2 separate regions of the Mus musculus genome follow, and region 1 is linked to region 2. The links are chromatin loops, found by intact Hi-C in ENCODE. Cell type or tissue: heart. All regions are shown on one strand. Each heading gives the region's core, and the rest is flanking DNA. Links, peaks and the distances in the headings are about the cores only. Region 1 holds the start of Gtf3c5 (general transcription factor IIIC, polypeptide 5). Region 2 holds the start of Tsc1 (TSC complex subunit 1).

Evidence for each region. A loop is a pair of places that touch in the nucleus more often than their neighbours do. Peaks named below come from ENCODE experiments on the same cell type or tissue, not always from the same donor. Only the 100,000 strongest peaks of a DNase experiment are listed, where the experiment ranks them.
Region 1: it touches region 2 in a loop (2.0-fold over the local background); 4 of 42 quality-filtered maps call a loop at or near these places.

Annotation. Positions count from the first base shown.
Region 1 is chr2:28,582,500-28,587,813 of GRCm38, reverse strand. Gtf3c5 (general transcription factor IIIC, polypeptide 5) reads left to right here and starts at 4,535. Exons shown (of 12, transcript NM_148928.3): 1 at 4,535-4,989. The coding sequence starts at 4,837. In heart, for the core only: a CTCF peak has its summit at 2,460; DNase peaks (open chromatin) are centred at 2,361, 4,553 and 4,843; H3K4me3 peaks cover 1,129 bases; H3K27ac peaks cover 1,599 bases; H3K27me3 peaks cover 173 bases.
Region 2 is chr2:28,636,668-28,642,038 of GRCm38, reverse strand. It overlaps Tsc1 (TSC complex subunit 1), which reads right to left and starts at 806. Exons shown (of 23, transcript NM_022887.4): 1 at 749-806. In heart, for the core only: a CTCF peak has its summit at 2,040 (motif pointing left); a DNase peak (open chromatin) is centred at 1,068; H3K4me3 peaks cover 2,349 bases; H3K27ac peaks cover 2,290 bases.

The DNA.
Region 1 (5,314 bases), core at 315-5,314, 54 kb after region 2:
GATCTGAAAAGCATTTGTTCCTTTGATCACACTTAAGTAGACTAATGGAATAAAGTCTCTAAAAGAATCTATAAAAGATCTTCATGAATTTAGAGATAAAAGATTTCTTAGGACACCTTGAAATGAACTATAGCCACAAAAGAAAAAACAAGTTACATTTTAGTCAGACATTATACTAATTAAGTACTACAGAGTTTTGTCCCACAGAAGCCGAAACCCTCACCAAAAGCCAACAGTGAGCATGCTAGGGGCGTGGCTCAGCTGTAAAGTGCTTGCCTAGCCTGGTCCCCAGGACCGACCGCCAAACCGGGATTGCTGTTGAGGGAGAAAAGCTAAGGGTTTCTGGGGTTCTGGTCCAATGCAGATTTGATGCTTTAGACCCATGGTGGGGGTGTCTAGTGGGGCACAATCTGTTCCCTGAATGGCGAGGAAGTGGATGAGAGGAGGAGGAGGCTGGAACCCCACTAATCACCTCCCAGGGTGTATCTCCTAGAACACCTTCCACTGGACTCAAATCACTTCCCAGTAACAACAAGCTGGGGTCTTATCATTTAACAGGGGGCCTTGGAGTTGAGCACATCTTTAGTCCCAGACAAAGAGGCAGACAGATCTCTGTGAACTGGAGGCCAGGTCTACATAGTGAGTTTCAAGACATCCAGGGCTACACAGAGAGACCCTGTCTCAAAAACAAAACAAAACAAAACATAAATGAACATATAGCCTTGGGGGTTTTCCAGATTCAGACCACAGCAATGGAAGGGCAGAGAGCTTGTTACCTTGGTCTGTGCTTGGCTGTGCTTGGCTGCACTTGCTTTTTTTTGGTTTTGTTTTAGTTTTAGTTTAGTTTAGTTTTGTTTTTTTGAAGGCAGGGAGGAGATCGACTCTTCTTGCTGGCTGACCTCAGATTATAAAGCAAAGGATGACGTTGATCCTCTGACCTTCATCTTCATCTCCCAGTGTTGGGATTACAGATGTGCACCACCACACCTGGCTTACTTTTACATTGAATTTTTATTTATTAGATTTGCTATTTTATGTGTATGGGTGTTTCACCTGCTTGTGTGTCTGTGTGCCTTGTATGTGCCTGGAGCCCTTGGAAGTCAGAAGAGGGCACTGGATTCCTAAACCTGGTGCTGCACATGGTTGTGAGCCACTAGATGGATGATGGGAACTGAACCTGGGTCCTCTTCAAGAGCAGCAAGTACTCTTAGCTGAAGAACCACCTCTCCAGCCCCAATGTTTGTTTGTTTGTTTGGTAAGCAAGGAGTGTGAGAGCAGAGGTCTAACAGTTGGTTCTCTTCTTCCACTGAGTGGGTCTCCAGTGGAACTTTGATTGGCAAGACTTGCGTGGAAAGAAAGCCCTTGCCCATGGAGCCATCTTAGCCATCAAATAAGGCCTACCTTATTTTCTGAGACAGGGTCTTTCTGAGACTGTGTTTTGTATTCATGGCTGGTCAACAAAGCTGCTGAAATGACTTGTCTCTGCCCACGCCCAGTGCAAAGGTAACAGGTGAGTTTTGTTTTGTTTTTAACATGGATGCAGGGGGTCTGAACTCAGGACCTCATGTTTGTACTTCCCGAGGACTTTGCCCAGTGAGCCAGCTGATGGGATTTCCCACAGGATGGATTATGGCTCTGGAAGTCAAGAGGACTTCCATACCTTTGGTCCTGCACTTTCAGGTCACAACATCAGTAATTTGTCATGGACTTGGATGGGGCAAGTGTTCCTGGAAGCCATCCCTACAGAAAATGAGCATCAGTCATTTCTCTGCACACAGAAGTGACTGCAAGCCACACCCACACATCCTATTCTGTCTTACTGCATTCCCAGCTCACTCCCCCTCAGCCAAGCCCCCCATACTCCTCAGACTCCCAGCAAAGGGTGACCGAGGACAGCATGGCTGGAAAGGGACAGATGTACTAACCAAATGCAGTTTAAAACATGCTCCCACGTGAGCATAGTGATACAGAGCCTCCCAAGGCCTTCAGGAAGCCTATGTGTACTGAGGGGCTGTGCTGTTTACATTTCACTAGCTTTCCATATGTCTTGGCTAGGCAGCATTTTGGAAATATTTAACTAGGCAACATAAACTATATCTACGAACAAGCTCTGAAACCTGGTCTTGTTCATGGTTCCATTTTGCTTTGGAATGACAAGCTGACCGGGAAGGACAATGCCCAGTGACATGGTTTGTTCTTTTTGGAAGAGAAGCCTGTGAAAGACTCCATTGTCGGTCATTGTCATCCAATGATGAGACCCTGAACATGTGTATAAGTGGGCACAGATGGAGCAGATGGACAGCAAGAATACTGGCCCTGGGACTAGCATAAGCCTTTCAGGGGGCTCCTGAACTCAGGAGACCTCAGGCTTGAACTGGGGTTTCTTAGTGCAGCAACTTCTCCATCTTCCAGGATGTCATGACCACTTACCGCCAGCAGATGGAGGGCTTGCCCATGTGAATGTTCTGTCGCCATCTGATGGCCAAAAGGAAACATTACACTTCTCATCCAGTCCAAGGAGACTCAACGCCTAGCAAGGGAATATTAAAGAAAGCACCTACTATGTGCACTGTGGACTGACCTTGAGAATACAATGAGTTATACCGCATCTCTGTTGAAGCTCAGAAAAATATTTTCCAAAGATTTCCTTTTCACTAGTTGATAAAAGGCTAGTACTTTCCCCACTCCTGGTTCCTCCAAAGGCACACTGCCAACAATATTCAGCGTTCTGCAAAGCCCTGGATAGGAGTGTTATGCTGCTTGCCTGACGATGCTTTCCTGTGGATTTAGGCTCTGCTACACAGCCAGCATCCCCTTTCCATTGCCTTGGGTCATCTCAGGGGCTAGGACATCTGCCCTTCTCCAAGTCTATGTATCAGGAGCAGGACCTGAGATTTGCGAGCACATTTAGACAGCTAAGGCCCAGAACGTCCTTGGTCCTAGAGCAGTGGCTGAAGGGGTGTTGGTCACCAAACTAGTGCGCCCCAGTTCTGAGCCTTGTAAAATTCACCTTGTGTGCCAGGGCCTGTTGGAAAACTGAATCTGAAGAGGCTGGATGCAGAAAGATGGGTAAATGCCATGGGCTTGATTTTTCCTCAACGTTATCTTTTCTAGGTGTAATGGTAGGTGGGAGGGAGCCTAGAGATGGGACTCAACACCTTGAACAGTAAGCACCTCTTCCATCACTGAACAGCGTCTCAGCCTCCAATTCCTTTGCTAGTTGTTCTTGCTACTCAATGTGAGTTCTAGAAGGACAGGCTTTCTGATTCATCATCCACTCCCCACAGACCCAGGCATGCAGGAGACTGCATTTCCTAAATGCTAAATGTGTGGACACTGCTTTCATTAGCTGCCTGATCCTTTTGGCTCTTCTCAGCTTCCAGTCTGAAGGGTCTGATTAGATAGGTAAGTTTTTGTTTGTGAGGGTCTGTGCGCCAGATCTGGCTTGGATCCCAGGCAGGACCAAGTCTCTTTCTCTCAGAAGCTTGGCCTGAGGACCTCAGGTTGGTCCTTGTCTTTGTCTCCCCTCCTGCCCTTCTCCGTGGTTCCTGTTCACATACGGACATGCCTCTCTAGAATGAGATTGATTCAGTGTTCTGTGGCCACGTGTCGATCTAGGCCTGGATTGAATGAGTCATGAAAGTGTCGCCTCATTCATTCACTGGCTCACAACATCTTTAGTGAATGTATACTCTGTGTCTACCCCCGTGTTCAGGTCTGAGAGGTCCGCAGCAAAGCAATACTTACCTTTAGGAAGCTGCCAACACAGTAAAGCAAGGCCAGCATTAAGCAAATAAGGCTGTGCTCCCCGATGTGTGCGTCTGAGTGCCGAGTGCACCAAGGAAATCAGCAGACTAGGTTTAGGTTATCATGGTGGATCCCCAGGGGAGATAAAGCCTATACATAAACCTAAGTGATGAAGAGAAGCTGACAGCTAGGTGGTGGGGGGAAAGAGGGGTGAGGGTCCCGCTGAGAACAGGAACAACGTGAGATCGCTTTCTAAGATCATGTTTATATCATAAGGAGAAGAGATGACAGCTGAATATTGAGAGTGTTGCTACATTGGATGAGGGGTTTACCGAGGCTCCATGTAGCTTAGAAGCAGCTTTGTAGGTTCAGGAACCGAACTTCTTCTCATTCAGAGGTAGAAGCACCGAGTTCAGCAGACTTACCTATCTAATCAGACCCTCACAGAACCAACAGGTGAGTAGCCTATGTTGCAAATTTTGCTAAGCATGCTGTGCGTACATCCTAATATGGGATGCGATGTGCATCTAATATTTTACTGTCATCTCTGCAAGATGACAACAAAGGCTTTGAAGCTTGTGTATTAAACTCACAGAGGTGTGATGATAAGAAGTTATCAATTTGTTAATTTACAGTTGCACTCAGCCCTAAATACATGCACACAGGAGCAAGGCTAAGAGGACTCAGTGGACTGCTTTTTCTTTGACAGCCGAAAACCAGCTCAGGGATGAGAGGCGGGCCAGAGGACGCCTGGGGCACGTCTTCAAGCTCTCATTGGACGGGATATCCGGAAAAACCCGGTCGAATCCTGGCTTGTCTTGGTTGGGTCGGCTGGTGGGATACGCCCTCGTCTCGCCCCTTTGTCCAACCCTCTTCATTTTAAATTAAAAAGCCCCCAGTTCTGTGTGGTGTAGCAAAATAAACAGTTGCGGCGACGCACTTCTTCCTGGAGGCCTTCGAGTCTCCATGATTTAAGGAGACGAGAAAGGTAAGGAGGACCGGAACAATTCCTTCGCGGAACCTTTGAGGTGAGGCCTCGCGGAGCCATTTGAGAACGGACCGCGGCGGGCTGGAACCAGACTAGTAGGCATGGCGGCGGCGGAGCCGGATGCGGACCCGAAGGCCGCCATCCCTGTGGACCTGCGGCGGGAACGGCGCTTGGTGTGCGTGGAGTACCCGGGCGTAGTACGTAACGAGGCCAAGATGCTACAGACCCTGGGCGGCGAGGAAAGCGTCTCTCGAGTAAGGAGCTGGGAAACTCCGGGACCGCGGGAAAGGAATCGTGTCTACTGAATGGGCGGGACCACCGGGCGGGAGAGCGGTTTCCGTGGCAACGGAGAGTTTAGGCAAGCTCTAGGACCTGTTGTGAACTAGGCGGTATTTTCTTTCTGTCCCCAAATGTGAGTAGCATGCTTGGCATCTATCCCAGGACAGTGAGCTGCTCTGACCTTATTGCTCTCGGCAGAAAACCGAGGCACGGGAGGAAAGAGAACTTTTCCACCACCTGTAGTTGAAACTAAAAGTGACACAATTCGCCGGCGTTGTATTATGTGGTTAGCACGTACAA
Region 2 (5,371 bases), core at 147-5,146:
ATCCAACACGCGAGAAGCCAAACTCTTCTAACCCACAACACAAAGAAAGTGCTTGGGTTCTAAAAAAGGTGTCTGGGACCGCAGGCAGTGGGTCCTCCAGGTCCTCAAATGAATGAATGAGCGTTCAGCAGTGGCTGGGCAGGTAGCTGTCGCTAACGAGCACCTCTGCCGACTTGGAGGTAACTGTCTTCCAGCATCAATTAAACACCCACAAGTACACCCAGAGCCAAGCACTCGGCCGTGCACACTCTCCCCGAGACGGCGGGCGCCGGGCAGCCTCCAGTGCCCACAGGCGGCCTTCATTCATTCTCCACCCCCAGCCCCGGCGGCTGCAGTAGAGGCTCGAGCCGCGACCCCACCCCCGGGTCCCCGTGCCGGGCCCGGGGTCTCTGACCTGCGCGGCGCACCCCCGCGGGAGCCTGTCACCGCAGCAAGCGAGGGGGGCGGGTTAGCGGGGCCACCTCGGGCCCGGAGCTGCAGCCAGCCATGCCATCGGACGGAGCAGGCCCGCCTCAGCTCCCCGGGGCCCCAGCAGCCCAAGCCGAGCCCTGCCGGAGCCAGCGCGCGATGAGGGCGAGGAAGAAGCTCCCCGAACCCCCTTCCCCGGACCCCCGACTCGGCTAACGCGCTCCGCAGCGCCCCACAGCGTGAGGTCACGCTGCCAGAGCTGCCCCGAAAAGCCCACAAGGAAAAGAAGGGGAAACACCCCCCGTACTCACCCACCGTCTCCTCCCCCTCAGCTGTTTACCTCACAGTCCCTCCAGCCTACAGGGCGCCGCCATCTTGGACGCGCAGCACCTCCCCCTGGCGTGAAGCGTCTCGAGCGGCGGGGGCCTCCGCTATGAAAAAGAGTCCCTATTCGGGTCTCTACTACGCTCCGAGCCTAATGCCAGATGGCCAGAGTCTCAGCCTCTCCAGACAGGACAGGATATACCACTTATGACGATACAAGCTGGCCGAGATAAATAAAACCGAAAGAGATTTTAATGTGGAGGCGGGGACGGCGGAAGGATCGTGAAGGTGGGAGCCCACTGAGAGATCTTGTGACTCTGAAGGAGGCCGAAAGAAGTCCCGGCGCAGAGGGCGGAGCCACGAGACCGGCCGAGGGGTGGGGTGGGGAGGGGCGGCCACGTGATGGTGACAGGAGGCGCGCGCTCGGAACAAGCACAGTCAAAAACAAGCTGGCAGGGCTAGGCTCAGTGGAGAGCGCTGGCCCTTTCGAGCCAGGTCCCTCTGTCTTTGGCACACCTGCCACCTTTGGGGTCTCCCTGTAGGCGTTCCTATTTCCAAATGAGCCTCTGGGATCCCCTTGGATGGACAGCCTGTCAATTGCAGCAAAAAGGATGGGGCTTTCCCCCACCACCACTTTTTCCTTTGCAGAAGAGTCTGTGGAGTGACATGTAGAGGCCAGCCTTAGTCAGAGGATGCAGTTTATGTTGTAAAGTCAGAATACCTTGATTTACTTGCATGCCATGACAAGGTGTCAAGTCTTTTCAAACCTTGCCGGCTGTGGTGCAAAGCTTTTTAGAGGGATATCAGAATGTATATAGTTTTCATTTGCTGTTATTTTCCTTATTTGTATTATTTTTTTAATTAATTATGTATTTATTAAGGTTTTCCAAGACAAAGTTTCTCTTTATGCTTTGCCCATCCTGGAACTTGCTCTGTAGCCCAGGCTGGCCTGGAAGTCAAGAGAGTCTTCTGCCTCTGCCTAGCTTTAAAGGTGCTAGCTTTAAAGGTGTTCACCGCCGCAGCTGCCCCAGCAGCCGCCGCCACAACCACCACCACCACCTGGCATTGTGTATTTTTTGTTTTGGTTTGTTGTTGCTGTATTTTGTTGTTTTTTGGTTTGGGTTGGAGTTTGGGGTTTTATTATACTTAAACTTATATAATAAGACCCAGTGAAAGATGATAAGCGGAAGCTAGAGAAATGGCCTTGCCGTTAAGAGCATTTGTTGCTCTTACAGAGGACCAGGGTTAGGTTCCCAGAACCCAAATGGCAGCAGCTCCCAACTACCTATAACTCCAGTTCGAGGAGATGGCGCCCTCGCCTGGCCTTCTTGGGAACTAGGACTTCTCTCCTAAGCATACATCCAGGAGGCTCTCCTTGTCCTTAAGATAATTGAGTTTGTGTACACTCACCCCCAAATTGTAGTCTTTCAAGTCGTGTGCATTGCACGTTGGATAAGCCAGGGAAATTATTAACAAATAAGTATTTTGTGTGTATTTAGTGGTTGCTTTGTATTGAGAGAAAAGCTTTGAGGTGTGATTAAATCGTAAACTCTGATTCTATTTGGGAAAAACAGGAAAAAAGGTGCACTTAATCTCTAGCTAAAACAGCGTAATTTTTCAACTTTTACCCTAAAATTATAATTTCAAGATGTTTAGACATACTGTATCTTGTGTTTGTGTACCCTCTCCCCAATATTATGGTTTATTCTTTAATGCCTTTTAATTTGGATATAATAGCTTGTACTTTAGATTTTGGTTGCTATCTTGCCAAAATAAGTGTTACTGTTTTTCAAGCTTGGCCCCCTTCCCCAATTGTCTTATTTAAAGAGAAAGTTAAACTCATTAAAAAAAATAATAATAATAATAATAATTGAGAGGAGGCAGAGGCGGGGCAGGCACCTTAATATAAATAAAACTCAAAGTACTTTAAAGTACCACAAGACTCAGTAGCACTGTGGAAATTCTATTTACTTCTGCGACAGGGTCTGAGTCTCTGCAGCCCAGGCTAGTTTTGAACTAGAGAATCTCTTGGCTCAGCCCTTCCCACTGCTTGGATTACAGAAGTGCGCTACTGTCCTAGTTTGCTTTCTGTTACTGTGATGAAGACCATGACCAAAAACAACGTAGGGAGGGAAACGTTTATTTCTTCTCACGGCTTGTAGTCCATCATGAAGAGAAGTCCTGGCAGGAACTCCAGACAGGGCCGTGGAGAAACAACGCTTCCTGGCTTGCTCCTTCATACAAAGCAGGACCACCTTCCCATACAAGACCCCACCCACAGTGGGCGGAGCCCTCAACCTCTGTTACAGGCCGATCTGATGGAGGCATTTTCTCAGCTGAGATGACCTCTTCCCAGATGATCCCAATTTAAGCTGAGTTGACCAAATAAACAACCTAGCCAGAACAGTTGCCTTCTCTCGGGTTGGATTTTACATAAAGGCTGATTTTTGTGAAATAGAAGTAGGAGAGGAGGCTGCAAAGAGAGTAAGATCCCAGACACGGGTGTTGAGGTTTATAAACCGCAGTAGTAAAGTGCGGCGAGAGCGAGCACCTCAACGGGCCCTGCCAAGATGTTTCCCCTGAAGAATCAGCCAGAAGACAGGCCTAATATTAAAAAGGTTTATTGATGGGATGGACCAGCCGGGGACACGTGAGGAGGAGGGGAAATGGAGAGGGGAGAATGGAGAGAGAAAAGGGAGGAGGGAAAGGTAAGGAGAGGTCTTCTTTTATGTCTGGCTCCTGGCTCGTACCTGGCGGGTGGAGACACAAACTGTTGCTAGGTAACTGTTGGGCGGAGCCTAGCGGAATTGCTAATACATGAAACAAGAACAAGGCCTTTTCAGCAAGAAAATTCTCGGTGAGTTATGGAAATAAGTTTGGAGACTTATTGGGTCCCAATTCAATACGGCCTGGAAGAAGAAAACAGGTGCTGAAGAACCACATAGTGAGTGGGGCTGACTGCATGTTGAAGCCCTAAATGGGTTTTGCTAAGACTACTGTTAGACTCCTGGTAGGGGTGCTCCGGGAGAAATAGAAAAATGCATTCTTTCTAGGCTCACTAGCTTTCTCCCTTATTTCCATCTCTCGTGGGTGTCCTTGGAGCAGTAAATGACCTTTTTAACATGAGGCCTTGAGCCACGCGGGCTTCCTAGAAAGGTAGCAATGATGCCGGGATGCCCCCGTTCTGCTATTGTCATAGAGGCAGGTGAGAGACATTGTAGATTCCAGACAGAGTTTGGATGCAGGTTTCCCATCATAGTAACTGGGCAAGCCTTAGTCTCCTCACATGCACAAGGAGTGGTGCCTAAAGGAGCGGGGACAAACCCAGGATGCCCTTAAAATATAGGCAGTGCACAGCCTCACTCGGCTATTGTCAAGTTTATTCAACCTGTGCCCACTGTGGACAGAACATCCATTTTGCACATTTCAGCTGCCCAAGCATAAGCCCCGGAGGAAAGGGAAGAGGAGGGCTTGGGGTTCTCTCAGCTTCGCTGGTGTATAAGCCATTTCACAAGAGCAGATTCTTGCCTTTATATTTGCGACAGTGTGAGGAGTCGAGTGCGCTCAGAGATTTCTGAGACCACCAGTGGCTGGGAGACTTACAGGGTTTAAGGAATGGGGGTTCCCCTCCTGGCCCTGCTTCCCTCAGCTTGCTGACCTCATGGGGATGGAATGTTCTCACAGGCAGATGGGAACTGTGAGGTGCTGAACTCAGGGATGTTGGAGAGGGGTCATAGCTAAGTGGTTACTGTTTATATAGTACCTGGAAGAAGAGTGGTAATTGCTGCCAGGATATGGATTCCAGGGACCCCAGAGGGGAGGCAAGAATACAGACAGATTGACAGCCTGGCCAGTAGCTGTTTTACCAATCCAGGCTCTTCAAAATTGATTGCACACAGCACCCTAGAGCCTCCCTGTGGCAGGGGCTCCCTAACCGTGGCCAGCGAGGGCAGATGGTGTTGATCTGATGCAGACTGTGGGCATCTGTCACTTTAGTCCACGTAGCATCTTCTCTCTTCTGAGGCTGTGAATTGCCCTCCCCCTTTCTACTTGTGGTAGTGGCCCGGGCCATCATAGCGCAGGCCATCAAGCATGGCTCAGGCCTCACCAAGGCAAGATTCCCATCTTCTAGCTAAGCTGACAGGCCCCTGTTTGAACATGTGACTGGAGCTTTTGTTTGGAACTTTCCTACCAGCACAACTGCCTTCTTCAACATGTAAAAGACCATCCCATATGGGCTTGTGGACTTTCCATTCCTTCATAGAAGGAGTGGGCAGAGAGGGTCCCTGGGTCCTCACCTGAACATCTAGTCACTCCTTCCAGCCAGTTATATGCAACTTACTCTAAGTGCACCTGGCTTGGGGTCTCAGAGACGAGATGGGCTAGAAAATATAACCTTGGAAGAGAATGAGAAGAGGGCTTTATCTAGAGGCACAGAGGAGCCGTCTTTCACACTGGGTACAGACTTTCTATTATGACTATTCTAGGGTTACACACGCTTCTTCCATAATCCCTAAGCCATGGACTCATAAGCCTTATAAACTCATTGGTTCACTACAGTGAAATTTGGTGGAGCCTAACCTTGGTTATTGAGACTCTAGAAGGGGTCTCTAGGAGGCATTGCTTTGTCTCCCACTCC